2 separate regions of the Homo sapiens genome follow, and region 2 is linked to region 1. Evidence: chromatin loops called from intact Hi-C (ENCODE). Cell type or tissue: OCI-LY7. All regions are shown on one strand. Each heading gives the region's core, and the rest is flanking DNA. Links, peaks and the distances in the headings are about the cores only. Region 1 overlaps MTUS2 (microtubule associated scaffold protein 2). Region 2 has its middle 14 kb from the start of MTUS2.

What was found. A loop is a pair of places that touch in the nucleus more often than their neighbours do. Peaks named below come from ENCODE experiments on the same cell type or tissue, not always from the same donor. Only the 100,000 strongest peaks of a DNase experiment are listed, where the experiment ranks them.
Region 2: a loop joins it to region 1, with 6 times the contacts of the local background. A loop is called at or near these places in 2 of 110 quality-filtered maps.

What each region holds. Positions count from the first base shown.
Region 1 is chr13:29,468,611-29,476,952 of GRCh38, reverse strand. All of the region lies in intron 9 of MTUS2 (microtubule associated scaffold protein 2), which reads right to left. MTUS2-AS1 (MTUS2 antisense RNA 1) reads left to right here. Exons shown (of 3, transcript NR_046378.1): 3 at 14-438. Among named protein-coding and RNA genes, the nearest start is that of MTUS2-AS1, 15 kb to the left of the region's middle. In OCI-LY7, for the core only: CTCF peaks have their summits at 4,186 and 4,394; DNase peaks (open chromatin) are centred at 4,412 and 5,152.
Region 2 is chr13:28,801,976-28,810,317 of GRCh38, reverse strand. No RefSeq gene overlaps it. Among named protein-coding and RNA genes, the nearest start is that of MTUS2, 14 kb to the left of the region's middle. In OCI-LY7, for the core only: a CTCF peak has its summit at 4,915 (motif pointing left); a DNase peak (open chromatin) is centred at 4,897.

The DNA of each region.
Region 1 (8,342 bases), core at 215-8,214:
TGCTTGTATTTAGGTTTACCAAGAAGCTCACTGAGAGGCGACACAAACGGCCAAGAACATGAAAAGACGGTCAGTGCCCTTGCAGATGGAAGCAGGCAATCATTTTTCACCTGCAAGGCTGATAAAGATGAAATGTTCTGATAATACAGGAAGAGTATAAGGAAACTGTCACTCGATGGACTCCAGGTGAAATATAACTAATCCAGCTGCCTTGGAGGGAAAAGATATCTTTCAAAATTGAAATGACAGGAATGGCAGCATTATGGGTGGGAGATAAAGAATCTGGGTTTCTTTCAGGGGTGATGAAAATGTTCTAAAACGGATTGTGGTGACAGTTTTCCACAACTCGGAATATACTGAAAACCACCACATTGTATACTTAAATGGGTGGGTTGTATGGTATGTGAATTATATCTCAATAAAATTTTTACCAAAAGAGAGGAAGAACATTTTTAAAAAACTAACATAACATGGAATATATCTCAGAGGATAAATTTAGATGTTTTTATAGAAGGAAAGTTCATATTCTGATTTTAAAACTCTAGATAACAATGGTGAAGATAAATGCTGGCAAAATAAAACAATGAAAACCCTACCACAACACTGTTGTATATACAAACACACATACATATATACATATATGGATATCCAGTCATGCATTGCTTAATGATGGGGATACGTTCTGACAAATGCTTTATTAGGAAATTTCATCATTGTGCAAACATCATGGAGTGTAGGCATAGCCTACTACCCACCGAGGCCATATGGTGTAGCCTACTGTTCCTAGGCTACAAACCTGTAGAGCATGTTACTGTACTGAATACTGTAGGAAGTTATAACACAATGCTAAGTATTTGTGAATCTAATCATATCTACACATTAACAAGGTACAGTTAAAATACGGTATAAAAGATAAAAAACGGTACACCTGCACGGGGTACTTACCATGAATGAAGCCTGCAGGACTGGAGGCTCCTCTGGGTAAGTCAGTGAATGATGAGTGAATGTGAGGGCCTACGACATGACTGTACACTACTATAGACTTTAGAAACACCATACACTTAGGCTACACTAAATTTATTTAAAAAAATTTTTCTGTGCTCAAGATAAGTTAACTTCAGCTTACCATAACCGTTTTACTTGACAAACTTTTTGATTTTTTCAAACTTTTTGACTCTTTTGTAATAACACTTAGCCTAAAATGCACATACACTGTAAAGCTGTTCAAACATGGTTTTTCTTTATATCATTATTCTAAAAGCTTTTTTCTATTTTTAAAATTTTTATTTACTTTTTTACTTTTTAAGCTTTTTTGTTAAAAACTAAGACACAAATGCATATATTAGCGTAAGCCTACACAGGCTCAGGACCATCAATATCTCCATCTTCCAACTCCACATCTTGTCCCACTGGAAGGTCTTCAGGGGCAGTAACATCCATGGAGCTGTCATCTCCTAGGAAAACAATGCCTTCTTCGGCAGTACCTCCTGAAGGACCTGCCTGAGGATGTTTTGCAGTAAATTTTGTTTTATAATAAATAGAAGGAGCACCCTCTAAAATAATTATAAAAATATAGCATAGTAAATACATAAACCAGTAACAAAGTCATTTATATTATCAAGTATTATGTACTAAACATAATTATATGTGCTAGACTTTTATACGATTGGCAGCACATTAGGTTTGTTTATACCAGCATCACCACAAAGATGTGAGTAATGCATTGTGCTATGAGGCTCTGACGTCACCGGGTGATAGAAATTTTTCAGCTGCATTATAATCTTGTGGGACCACCTTTGTACATGAGGTCTGTTGTTGACTGCAATGTTGTTATGTGGTGCATGGCTGTACATGGAACCTAGGAATCATTCTTACCACTTCTTAGCTAGAGATACATTGAGCACATAAAACTCAAATGAAAATAATAAGAAAAATGCTAATCATTTATTTTGTTTTTAGAAAGTACTGTTTTGCATGGGAAAAAATTATTTATCACGTGCCAAGATCAGTAGCTTTAACTCCAGAAGATCAAGGCAATAAGTTGGCTTGTGTAGGTGGAATAAAACAGACAGAACACATATAAATGAATAAAAACAACTTATTCACATTGATGAAAAAATTAAATGACACATATCTTTTAATACAATAATTTCACAAGTGCACAAAAATCTGAGTCAAGGACAACCACTATAGCATAATTTGCCTTAGGGAACTAGTAGGGGGCTACTCAAATTATGATGAGTAGGTTGAATCCTGTGCCAATGGGATATAGATAACCAGTAAAAAAAATAAGGCAAATCTTTTTGTAGTATCATGGAATGACCTCCGTAATATATTGTTAAACCAAGAAAAGGCAACAAGCAAAACAGTGTAATTGTAAAATTACATTTGTGATAAAAAGTGTATCTATATTTCTACTCTTTCTCCTTTGGGAGGTTGGGTGCCAAGGTACAGGGATTCACTGTATGTTGAATTCCTGTCATGATATATATTTCATTAAATCCCTGTTTATTGTTTGCATGACTTAGAAGTAAAAAGATTTTTAAAATTATTGTCATAATTAAAGAGAAGTCTGGGTTTTCAAAAGTTCTGGTAAAAGTTCAATTTCACTTAGTTTTATCCATGTCAGTGATAGGACGATTCATGGACCAGGCACTCTACTAGAGGCTCAGAAATGATTGGGTTTCATTCTAGGGCTGTCCCTGAACTGCACTGTTGTCTTAAATAAATCACAAACTGGGTACACCTCAGTTTTGCTGTCTATAAAGTGGCAAAGTAATCACTTTTTGCACATATAGCTCCAATCCCCAAATTCCCAATTGCTATTATAAAATGAGAGGTGATGCTTACATTCTTCCAATGGCTCTCTGTTGTAAGCCCTAGGCCTGTAGAAAATATTGGATAATAAGAGCAGCTGGCACCAGGGGAAATGGCTCCAATAATGGAGTCCCTAAAGAAATAAATATCCTGTTGCCTCTAGTAAACCTTCAGAAGTCTATCTATTTGGGCACTTTTCAGACAGAGATTAATGTAAGCTAATTTAATAGCATTAGACAACACCTGGAGTTTCACTTTCATTATTTATTTCTACTCACGTAAAAACATTTAATCCTTTAGAGTGAAAGGCAGACACCACTATCATAAACCCCTACAATCTAGGGAGCTGAGAAAATAAATATTCAAATAATCAGATTATGATTGGCCAAGAGAATATATCATTTCTAATTTATAAGCATAGATTTGAAAAGCAAAAGTAGGATTATAATCTGTTGTACAGTTTTAAATAACTGATGATTATTGACAATGAATAATACACACACATCTGATATAAAAATACCTAAAATATTATTAAAACTGCATTCTGAACATCCTCCGACATATATAATATATAAAGATATCAATCTACCAACTTCTTAGTGTAAACCAGTAAGATGTAGTGTGATCCTTGAAACAACAGCAGAGTAAAATTGCTGTTGGAACCATTTATAAGACAAGCTTAATTTCAACCACAGTTCATAAATTGAGTAGGAGAACACTCAGCGAGTAAGATCAATTTGCTCTCAACGACTGTCCCAAGTGTCTTCTGCATAATTGTAACTTTACATTGGTTTTCCAAAGAGGCAGCCAAAATAGGTGGTTACGGAACTAGACTGAAACAAAAGAGAACTATCTGGCTCTACAGCTCGTAATAAAATCTTAAATAAGAATATTATGTGGCCTTTTAGGTCATAGCAAATGCTTTATAATAGCTATAAAATAAATGATGAACCAATACTTTGTGTGTATATATAATATATATACATGTTACCATTATATATACACACATATAGTATATATTATTTACATATTTACATGCACATTATACATATTTAGGTCACTATAATAGTCACTATCATTACATACTGATGATAGACAATACCACAGTTAGATAAAAGATTAAGTTGTTTCTTCAAGAGATTGGGAGTAATTGAAAAGACAAAATAACTGTCAAGGACAAAATTTAATTTAAAAAATTACCCTTAATGTCACTACACAAAGAAAATGAAAATTTAAATTGTGTAATCCCTTCATAGCATTTCAGTGGTGTGAATTCTTAATATCCTGTTAGGAATTTCCCATGTCTTCCTACCTAACATTTTATGGCTACTTTATATTCTCATGTTCGTGTAACACAATTTATATTCTCTCATTATTGCACAATTAGTTTGTTTCCAAGATTTGCCATTATAGACAAATGCAACAAACATGTTCACCCATATATCATTTTGCTTTTTTCATTTAGGATACATTCCTAGGTGTAAAATTACATGGGATTAGATATTATGAGCATCTTTATGCAGTGTAGTTTTTCTTTTTTGGTGGCACAGATCCTTGTAACAAACCTGTGACCACCAGGCGGAGCTATGCTGCCTGAAAAATGCCCCCTGGTGGCAAATGTCTTTGTCCAAACCCGTTAGGTCACAGGAACATCCGCAAGGTGGTCAGGGTGGGTTGCATGAAACACAGCTGCCTGGGATCCCGGACACACTACCCTGTAGAGCCCTACTCTCTCTAATTACTGATTTTTGATGACAATGTTAAGAAGTGAGAAAGGAACGGCTGAAAATGAAGGATGAAAGTTCATGGACCATGGCTGGGCACGGTGGCTCACGCCTGTAATCCCAGCACTTTGGGAGGCTGAGGCAGGCAGAACACCTGAGGTCAGGAGATGGAGACCAGCCTGGCCATGGTGAAACCCCATCTCTACTAAAAATATAAACATTAACCAGGCTTGGTGGCACGTGCCTGTAATCCCAGATACTTGGGAGGCTGAGGCAGGAGAATCGCTTGAACTCGGGAGGCAGAGGTTACAGTGAGCCGAGATCATGCCACTGCACTCCAGCCTGGGTGACAGAGCAAGACTTCATCTCAAAAAGAAAAACAACAGAAAGTTCATGGACCAAGAGTGAAAGAACAGGAGTCACTGGGACTCTTGTCATCTCTGCAGGTCCCTGCAGCATCTCTCGGGCCTGGTGACCAAAAGGGAGCTGGCGCTGTGAAAATCACAGGTGGCATCTGCGAGTGCTTCCTGGGTGCCAAGCACCTGCCTCATACCGTTACCCACAGTAAGCCTACTAGGGGTCCCGTAAGTAGCCTAATCCATTTGCAAAGAGCAGGCAGGGGCTCAGAAAGAGGAACTAAGTGACCTAAGATCAATGTGTCGGGGGGGGCTGGGCCTGCAGAGCAGAGGCTGGAGCATAAGCTGAAGCCTCTCCTCTTGTCCACGCCTCCAGTGGGGGCCTCCATGATGCACCCGTGTGGTAATAGTGGGAGGGAGGACAATGCCTCACCATAGCTTCCTAAAAACAACCACTGTTGTAAACTGCAACACATCTCTTTACCTGTCTGTCTCCCGCAGCAGTGGGCAAGGACAGTTGCTATCCTCATTTTTGTATCTGTGTTCAGATAGGCAGGCCAACAGTCAATAAACTGGCGTTGACTTTATGTCATCTCTTGTGTGACAAGCATAGTTCTTGGCATAGTGGAGAACAGATGCTGTCATGGCGGGCAAACAAATGAGCAAAAAATGTAGGAAGCAAAATTTCATTTTATTTTATTATTATTATTATTATTTTTGAGATGGAGTCTCGCTCTGTTGCTGGAGTGCAGTGATGTGATCTTGGCTCACAACATCCTCTGCCTTCTGGGTTCAAGCGATTCTCCTGCCTCAGCCTCCCGAGTAGCTGGGATTACAGGCACGCGCCACCAAGCCCAGCTAATTTGTGTATTTTTAGTAGAGATGGGGTTTCACCATGTTGGCCAGGCCGGTCTCAAACTCCTGACCTCAAGTGAGCTGCCCGCCTCAGCCTCCCAAAGTGTTATGATCACAGGTGTGAGCCACCCCGCCCCGCCAGGAAGCAAAATTTCAGATAGTAAAAATTTTAGATAAGTGCAGTAAAGAAAGTGAAATAGAAGCAAGGCTAGGGAAAGACCGGGGAAAGGGGAAGGCAAGTTCAGCTGGGGTGGATAAAGAAGGCTGTTCGGAGAAGACACCATTCAAACAGACTTGAATGACAGAGAAGAATGTGGAGAGATGGGGAAAGGGAGTCCCAGTTAGAAGGAACTGCAAGTACCAAGGTCTTAAGATGGGAAAAATTCTAGCATACTGCGGAGAGAAAGACAACCAGTGGGGCCTGAGTGCCCATGGAGGAGAGCAGAAGGAGGTGAAGTTCCAGAGGAAGGTAGGGACTTATCATGCAGGGCCTGTGGCCCCTCAAAAGAGTTAGGGTTATGCTCAGGTAACAGTGGAAAGTCCCCAGAGAGTATCAAACGGGATAACAGGAACGAATGAAGCTTTTAAATCCCTCTGGTAGTTGCATGGAGAACAGACTGTAGGAGGCAAGGATGGAAGCGAGGCAATCAGTGAGGAGAATGTGTTTGGAGCCCAGGTGGTGAGATTCAGTGATGACTTGGACTCAGGCTGTTGCATGGGGAGGAATGGATTGATGGGGGATGCATTTGGGAGGCAAAGACAAATTGACTTGCTTATGGATGGGATGAGGGAGGTGCAGGACAGACAGTAATCTTACAGTGGAATTCCCCTCTGGGTCACAATCCTCAGGAAGGGCGTTTCTGGATGTTAGAGGTTGTCAGTTAGTATGAAAAATATAAAATTCAAGACTGCTAAATTTTGATAAGCCTTTCATGATTAGTGATAGTATCACCTGGTTCACATGCTGTGGTGTATTTTATACAGTACTGAGTTATTAAAAGCATGGAGCCTCAGGATGGACTCTAGTTATTAAACTCCCCCAGTGCGGTGGGGTAGGTTAATAGTTGTGTTTTTCTCCCTGAGGGTCTGTAAACAGTTTGTGAAAGGATATTTGAGATTTGGCTGTACTAAGGTGAAGGGCATTTTGGGCATTAGGAGTCTGGGATGGGATGTAAAAAATACATAAATATTTCTTATCAAGGTGGCATTTTAAAGGGCACTGATGTTTTCCTTCCCTGTGAGCCAAACTTTGAGAACACAGACCCCAAACTGGATGACTACAGAGGCCTCCAGATCCCCTAATCCATGTCAGGAGTGCTGCATTGAAATCTCACCCCTTCTTTCTTTTTTTTTTAAAAAAACTAAATTTTATTTATTTTTATTATTAATTTTTAGAGACAGGGTCTTGCTCTGTCACCCAGGCTGGAGTGCAGTGGCACAATCATGACTCACTGCAGCCTGTAACTCTTGGGCTCAAACGATCCTCCCGCTTTGGCCTTCCAAATTTCTGGGATTATGGGTGTGAGCCACTGCACCCAGCCTTCTTTCTTTCTTTCTTTCTTTTTTTTTTTTTTGAGACATAGTCTTGCTCTGTTGCCCAGGCTGGAGTGCAGTGGCGCGATCTTGGCTCACTGCAACTTCTGCCTCCCAGGTTCACGCCATTCTCCTGCCTCAGCCTCCCCAGTAGCTGGGACTACAGGCGCCCACCACCACGCCCAACTAATTTTTTGTATTTTTAGTAGAGACAGGGTTTCACTGCATTAGCCAGGATGGTCTCCACTCCTGACCTCGTGATCCACCAGCCTCGGCCTCCCAAAGTGCTGGGATTACAGGCGTGAGCCACCACGCCTGGCCGCCTTCTTTCTTAAAGAATTTACTGTACGCTGAATCCTGCAGGTCAGAGTTTCCCGATAAAGAGAGATTAGAAGGGGTGGGTGGAAAAAGTGAAAAGTCCAGGAAGGGGAGTGGTCACAGGAGGGAGAAGGACAAAGCAGAAGCCAGGCAGGAGAGGCGGGGCAGGAGCCTCTGGCCCAGGCTCCGTCCACACCAGCCATGGGAGCTTCAGCAAGGCACAGGCCTCTCAGGGGCCCAGCATTCTCATCCGTCAAACGAGGAGGTTGGGCACCTTCAGTATTCAGCCCCTTTCTGTCCTAGCATCCTAAAATTCTATGGGTATTGTGATGATGCAGGGGTATCTATTACATCCACTATTGTCTGTTAAAGCTAACAGGGAAAGGTGTACCAGTTTTTATTATAATTTCCTTCCAAAATGGGCCCCTGAAGAGATAAGCTTCAATTACAGGACAAACATGCTTTTGCAGAATCACTTCATGTCCCAGTGACATGAGGAATTCATAGCAATATCAATGCCTGGCATCTGTATGAGTTTCATAGTTTATAAAGGTTCTTAACACACAATATTAATTTGTTTAACCTTCACTGCATATTGCAAAGATGGGTGAAGCAGGCATTTTCCCCCTGATTTACTAGATGAAATAGAGGCTTGGAGGGGTTCAGTGACTCATCTAAGCTAACACAGCTAGAAAGAGACAAGCCAGGACTCAGTCCAGGTGTTCAAATCTCAGTAATG
Region 2 (8,342 bases), core at 242-8,241, 670 kb after region 1:
GGTGGAAAGCAAAGGGGAGCAGGCATCTCACATGGTAGGAGCAGAAGAAAGAGAGGTATGGGGGGAGGTGCTACATGCTTTTAAACAACCAGATCTTGTGAGAACTCACCCACTATCATGAGAACAACACCAAGAGGATGGTGCTGAGCCATACATGGAAAAATCCACCCCCATGATCCAACCACCTCCCACCAGGCCCCACCTCCAACACTGGGGATTACAATTTCACTTGAGATTTGGATGGGGACACAGATCCAAAGCCAGTCTCCCCAAATCTCATGTCTTTCTCACATTGCAAAATACAATCATCCCTTCTCAACTGTCCTTCAAAGTCTTAACTCATTCCAGCATTAACTCAAAAGTCCAACGTCTCATTTGAGACAAGACAAGTCCCTTCCACCTATGAGCCTGTGAAGTCAAAAACAAATTAGTTACTTCCAAGATGCAATAAGGGTACAAGGGTTGAGTAAATATTCCCATTCCAAAAAGGAGAACTCTGACAAAAGAAAGGGGCTATAGGCCCCATGCAAATCTGAAACCCAGCAGGACAGTCACTAAATCTTAAAGCTCCAAAATAATCTCCTTGACTCCATGTTTCACACCCAGTGCACACTGGTATGAGAGGTGGGCTCCCAGGGCCTTGGGCAGCTCTGCCCTTGTGTCTTTGCAGGGTTCAACCCCCATGGCTGCTCTCATGGGCTGGCGTTGAGCACCTGTGGCTTTTCCAGGTGCGGGGTGGAAGCACTTGATGGATCAACTATTCTAGGGTCTAGTGGATGGTGGTCCTCTTCTCACAGCTCCACTAGGCAATGTCCCAGTGGGGACTCTCTGTGGGGCTCCTACCCCACATTTCCCCTTCCCACTGCCCTAATAGAGGTTCTCCATGAGGGCTCCACCCCTGCATTAGGCTTCTCTCTGGACATCCACGCTTTTCCATACATTCTCTTAAATCTAGGCAGAAGCTCCAAACTTCCACTCTTGCATTCCGTGCACCCACAGACTTAACACCACATGGAAGTCACCAAGGCTCATGGCTTGCACCCTCTGAAGCAATGGCCCAAGCTTCACTTGGGCCCCTCTGAGCCACAACTGGAGTTAGAGCTAGAGTGCCTGGGATATGGGGAGCAGTGTCCTGAGACTGCACACAGTAGCAGGCTGCACAGGGTAGCACGTCCCTGGGCCTGGCACACTAAACCATTCTCTTGTCCCAGGCCTTTGGGCCTGTGATGGGAGAGGCTGCCACAAGGTCTCTGAAATGTGAGGTCTCAAAAGTCCTCTTTGAGGCCTTTTCCCCTTTGTCTTGGCTATTGGCACTTGCCTTTTTAGTCTCGCAAATTTCTCTAGCAAATGCTTGCTCCACAGACTGCTTGGATTCATCCCCTGAAAATGGGCTTTTCTTTTCTCTATATGGTCAGTCTGCAAACTTTCCAAACTTTTATGCTCTGCTTCCCCTTTAAATATAAGTTCCAACCTTAGATCATTTATTTGCTCATGCATATGAGCATAGGCTGTTAGAAGCAGCCAGGACAAATATTGAATACTTTACTGCTTAGAAATTTCTTCCACCAGAAGGCTAAATCATCACTCTCCAGGTCGAGGTTTTACAGATCCCTATGGCAGGGGCACAATGCAGCCAAGTTCACAGCTAAGACAACAAAACTGACCTTTGCTCTGGTTCCCAATAAGTTCCTCGTTTTTATGTGACACCTCCTCATCCTGGCCTTCTCTGTCCATATTTCTATCAGCATTTTGATCACTGCCATTTAGCCAGTCTCTAGGAAGTTCCAAACCTTCCCTCATCTTCCTGTTTTCTTCTGAGCCCTCCAAACTCTTCCAACCTCTGCCTGTTACCCAATTCCAAAGTCACTTCCACATGTTCCAGTGTCTTTATAGTAATGCCCTACTCCTTGGTTCCAATTTTCTGTGTTAGTCCATTCTTGCATTACTATAAAGGAATACCTGAGACTGGGTAATTTATGAGAAAAGAGGTTTCATTGGCTCATGGTTCTGCAGGCTGTACAGGAACCATAGCAGCTTCTGCTTCTGGGGAAGCTTCAAGAAGCAGGGCAGAAGGCAAAGGGGGAGAAAAGCATCTCACATGGCCAGAGCAATAGCAAGAAAGAGAGCGGGGACGTGCTACACAGTTTTAAATAACCAGATCTTGTGAGAACTCACTCACTATCATGAGAGCAGCACCAAAGGAATGGTGCTAAACCATTCATGAAGGATCCACCCCCATGATCCAATCACCTCCCACCCAGCCCCACTTCCAACATTGGGGATTCAACGTGAGATTTGATGGGACACAGATCTACACCATATCAATTTGTAACACTTTTTCTGCTGACTCTCACACTGTGGGATATTTCCTAATATATTTGCAATTGTTTATTTAGAGATCTTTTTTTTTTCCTGGACTCATTTTACTGATGGGTTGGTCTTTTTATAATCCACACTTTTACTGATGATGCAGCCCTTAAAGGCTTTATGCAGAGATTTTAGCTCCGACATCTCCGGTTGTAGAAACCAAAGATCTAATCTTCTACCCACAAAACATCAAAACCCTAGTTTATAGGTCATCTATTTATTGAGTACTGTACCCACTTACTTACCACTCTGGCCTCATCTTTCTCTTTTTCTTTTAGTGCCTGGCTTACTTTCTTGTGAATTTAGCTATGCATTTAAATGTGTCATTATGGCCTGAGTTCTCCTAAATGCAGACCATGAGACAAAATCTTATGTGCAGGTAATTTATTTGGGAAATGATCCCAGGGAACAGCAAAAAGACATGAGTGAAGGGGGGAAAAACAATATTAAAATTCATTATCAAGTTAGCCACTGCTCCAGATGACTTATGCTTGATCTTGCTGGGCTCTTATAAAATGCATCACAGATACATCTCCTTGCGTCGCTCATATCTCTTGTGCTTCCTACTAAACTCAATTCGTAAAATAGTTCCATTCTCAGTGGCAGCCAGCAGTAATCTCTAAAAAGCCTTAATACCAGTGGGTTAGAGGACCAAGCTACAGCCTCTTCTGTTGTGCCTGGTGCCTAGAAGGTAACTGATAATGAACATTTTCCTCCTCTATTTTCCATTCCAGATTTTCTTTACCTCTGCCAAGACTTTGGCCAGGCTAGTTTACTTGTCAGGTGGGGCTTGGCCCCTTAGTGGCCTTGTCTCTGTTTAGCCATGACCTCTTCAATTGCCCATTCATTGCTGTTGCTGGTCATGGAAGCACTCCCCTGCATTCTGGCATACTCCTGCCCACCTTGCGCAGCAACAATTGTAGCTCCTCACGATAACCAGGATCAACATCTCCTGCCAGAATAATAACTACTTTCTTTGCCTGCTGGTCTATTGGCATGGGAAGCTCAAAGTGACCAGATGGTAGTTGTACCTTCAAGTTCTTTGGAACTATTGCAGTGATCAGAGCCTCTAATCCAGCAAAGTCCAAGGTTTCAGAGGAAGCACACATTATGAGTGGGTCACTGGGAGTATTGATGAGAGGACCTACTCCTTCTTCTGTTCTGTGGTTCTTGGACCAATATATTTTAGCTATTGACCACACAGCACCACATTAGCCAATAGGTTAGCACACATACCTGAGAAGGTTTTGCCACAAAATATATGTATATACGTGTGTGGGCATGCAGGTTTGTGAGTGTATGTATAAGCTTCTTATTCCTGGAGGAGGGTCTGTATTTTTCTGCTCAGGCCGAGCTGAAAGCCAACATTGGGTACCAGCATGGAGGCAATGGCGGGACCACGTGGGCAGATCTTGAAGAGCACAACACCACGTCATGGGGCATAAGCCTTAGGTGATATTTACACAGGAAATCAAGCAAGTGGAGTTTTCTCTCCTCTAGCAAGAGGGAATGACCTGCTTCTACCAGCCCAGATGTTCAAGGAAATCTAGGGATTCAAAATACTCAGGCTTGTCAGCCCTAACATCCCTATCCAAGACCTCAGGACCTTCTTGTCTTGTATCAGAGCCCTGATTCTGACACGGGAGACCAGTTGAGGCTGTGCCATCAGTCTCCTGGGAAGCTCTGCCACAATCCTTATAATTATTTTCCCCAAACTGTTACATTTTAAACATACTTCAAATCTCAATGCTTTCATTTCCATTTTTGCCTCAGTCTAATCCATCAGATGAGAGAATCTTTTTTTTTTTTTTTTTTTTTTTTTTGAGACGGAGTCTCGCTCTGTCGCCCAGGCCGGACTGCGGACTGCAGTGGCGCAATCTCGGCTCACTGCAAGCTCCGCTTCCCGGGTTCACGCCATTCTCCTGCCTCAGCCTCCCGAGTAGCTGGGACTACAGGTGCCCACCACCGCTCCCGGCTAATTTTTTGTATTTTTAGTAGAGACGGGGTTTCACCTTGTTAGCCAGGATGGTCTCGATCTCCTGACCTCATGATCCACCCGCCTCGGCCTCCCAAAGTGCTGGGATTACAGGCGTGAGCCACTGCGCCCGGCCAAGAGAATCTTATTAATTTTGGTGCCACTGCGTACCAGGATTATCACTCTCAATGTATGCTAGCAATGGAGTCCTTATTGCTGTCTGACTGGAAAGTGATCCAGCCAAAATCCCATCCTGAGGGGCTGTTTTCCAGAGCTACTTCTAGAACTGTCTTAGCACAGGTTGCCCTAAAAGCAGAGAACGAGGGGGTGTAAGAGGAAGTTCATGTTCAAGTAGATTACTGGGTAAATGATCCCAAAAAGCAGCTATATAGAAGGCAGTTGTAGAACATGGAAGGAGGTCATGTAAAATATTGGATGCTTTATTGAGTTGGCCACTCAGAAGGTGAATGGCATCGGATCTTTCCAGGTCCTTTGAAAGAACATGTTATAAAACGCATCTCAGAGCACCTCTGCCTGGTGGCGGCACCGTCTGAAACATAAGGAGCGCCCTCTGGTGGCCACACCGCCTGGGAAGTGAGGAGCGCCTCTGCCCAGCCGCTGTGCAACCCTCCAGGTGTGAAGTGGCAGCCTTGTGTGTGATCTTTCTGCCCTCCTCAAGTTTGCATTTTCCACAGTAAAGTTTACTTTTAAATTAGAAGATTTAAATTGGGGAAGATTAAAAAATGCGTCTCAGAAATATCCTCCTGGGAGATGAAAGGGGACACTCTTTTAGCCACTGGCTTCCATTTTCTATTGGTCAAGGGCGGTGCAGGAGTTTTAACTCACCCACTCAGCTAGAGTGTGCATGTGTGAGAGATGAGAAGTGTCTACAGGTACCCCATGCCATGATGCCAGAGATTCTTCAGGGAGGAAAGCGAGAGATCCACAGGGCATAATCAAGGTGAGGGTACTGCCTGGTTACACTGGCATGAGGCTGGTCTAAGCCTCTTGAAATCGGTTGCTGCAACAGCAGCTGGAACAAACAGTGGGACCAAGGGAATTTGCAGAGATCTCACAAGCAGCATCCATCACAGCTATTCATTGGATATTTTATAGTATTTTAAAGTATTTAAGTCAGGAGTTTTTTTTTTCCTAGAATATGCAGTCTCTCTAAATCTGGAAGGAGAATAACCACACTAGTCTCTGTGCATGTGTCTATGGAGTTGGCTTGAGAAGTCTCACAGTGGGATGGGAAAAGCACCAAATATGTCAAAGCCAGAAGATATTTTTTCTGGTCTTACATTGGCTATATAACCTGAGCAGGTTACTTAGCTTCTGTGAGGCACAGTTTCTCCATCAAAAAGGAAGGGGAATAAGAAAAACTGTGTCACCTCCCTTGTAGGACAGGAATCAAAGATGTAATAAATGCAAGTGTGTTTTATAAACTGAAAAATGCCATACATATATAATTTATGATAATTATAAACATTAAGGCATATTCTTGGTGACCTGGCTGTCCTCTGCACTCCCAGAACAAAACCCACACTGAGACTTGGGCTGTTGATAAGAAAAAAATTGACATGAGATGGATGCTTTCGAGGAGAGAGAAAAAAGTAACCAGATGTGATAGTATTCTTTACAATGAAGCAGACGTGTTCCAGTCACATAAAATGTGACCAGAAGCAAGGTAAATGGAACCCTTGTGCACTGTGATGTGAATATGAGATGGTACAGCCACTGAAGAAAACAGTGTGGAGGCTCCCCAGAAAACTAAAGACAGAACTACCATATGCTCCAGCAATTTTTCTTCTGGGTATATTCCCAAAAGAATGGAAAGCAGGGACTCAAACAGATATACGCACACCCATGTTAATAGTAGCATTATTTACACCAGCCAAAAGGGAAAAGCAACGAAGTGTCTGCTGATGGGTGAATGGATAAACCAAATATGATCTATCCCTACAATGGAATATTATTCAGCCAAAAAAAAAAAAATCCTGATACATGCCACAACATGGATGAACCATGAGGACATTATGCTAAATGAAATAAGCCAGTCACAAAAAGACAAATACTGTACAATTCCACTCATACAAGGTACCTAGACTAGTCAAGTTGATGGAGACAAGAAGTCGGATGGTGGTTGCCAGGGGCTGGGGGCAGGGGGAATGTGGAGTTGATGTTTAATGGGTACAAAGTTTTAGTTTCACAAAATGGAAAGAGTTCTGGAGGTGGATGGTGGTGATTGTTGCACAACAATGTAAATGTACTTAACACTGTTTAAAAATTGTTACGGTGGTAAATTTTATGTGTATTTTACCATAATTTTTAGAAACGTAACCAGGGATTGAAATAATATAGAAGGCAAAGGGGCGATTTTCACAAGAGCACCCACGGCATCAAGGATCAATGGGATCTTTGTCTTCCTAGGCGTTTTGTCCTGGATCTGCGTAAGGCTGGGGGTGTGTGTGCAGGCATCTCCATCCAGTGATGGGGAGCCATACCTCCCCATTTCAAACACACTGCCCAGCTCCTGGGTACGTGTGCCCCATAAGTCCTGCTCCACATACAGAGGCTCAGGACCGCCCAGCTTCTCCTCATCCTTCCGCTGCTGCTTTGCCACCACCAACCTGGTTCCAGGGAGAATGGTAATCCTTTCATCCTGAGCAGGGAAAATGGAACAGAACAACCAAAGGCCCAAAGGCAGACCACTCTAGCTTCTGGCCGTGTTGCTTAGAGCCAGCCTTAACTGTCTTTCCTCCCTTAGCAGGGTTCATGACACATTGCCTGCAGTTACTAAATACCATCAACACCGCCTCCTCCAATGTAGATTACATAGTTGGTTACCGTTCTTGAAAATGGCCTATGATTTACTTTTGGCTTTAATATTCAAGAGCTGAAGGACTTCTTTTTGTTCTTCTAAAATTTGGTTACAATTTGGAGTACTATAGCTAACACCCTAAAGAAAAAAAAGGCATAAACTGCGTTGGCTGTTTTTGTCTCAATAATGCACACTCCTTTTGTAAGTTTGCCTTGAAAGTCTGTTTTTACTGAGATTTGAGATTGCTCTGCTTTTTGTTTTCTAGTGGCAAAAATTATGGGAAATGAAACAAAATCATAAATTCTGTCCCTAGACCTGTGGTAAATTCCCCCAGGCAATTATGTTTGCTGTGGCGAAAACATTAGTAAAATAAAATGCCTGCAACCCTCTTTGTGCTATTTAAATTTCAAATGCATTATAAGTCCCTTGGGAATATGACATTAATTTAGGGCTATAACTAAAATTCCGTATTTTAAAAAACATGTTATTTGCTTCCCTTTGCTTTTTTTATATACTTAATAGTGGATTAAACTTTAGTTATTATGGCAAAGCCTATTGGAAAGTGTACACATGGATTTTACCACAGAATTTGCCGTAGAGCACACAAAGAATCCTTTTCAGGAAACCTGATCTATTCAAACTAGTTTTTCTGATGTTTCCCTACCTGTTATTTATGTTAAAGATCTAAAGTCCTCATCACAGAAGACCTTGCAAGAGGCTTTCTTAGCAGAATGACAATCCCCTAGCATTTTACCTATGATCTCAAAAAGGCATTTCTCTGCCAAGTAGTAAATATTAACCCCCAAAATCTGAATATGATTGTAAAATTGCAGAATGCTGGTACACACATTACTTATATTCCTTTGAGCCTTCCATATTTTGGCCAGTTTGGCCCAAGAAAGTCCTTTTCTTTTTTTTTCCTAGGCATTCATTTCTCAACAGGTGTTCACTGATCATCTACTTTGTGCCAGCACAGTGTGACAGCAGTAAACACATCACACATAGTCTCTGTACTTAGGAAATTCACATCCTAGGCAATTTCAGATTGTGCAAGGACCATGGAAAAAATAAATAAGATCCTACGATAAAAACTTGGAAGGGTTGAGTATGTACTTTGGCTGTGAGTCTCCAGCACTGTCTTCCAGGCAGAGGGAAGGAAAGTGACAATTCCCTGACGTG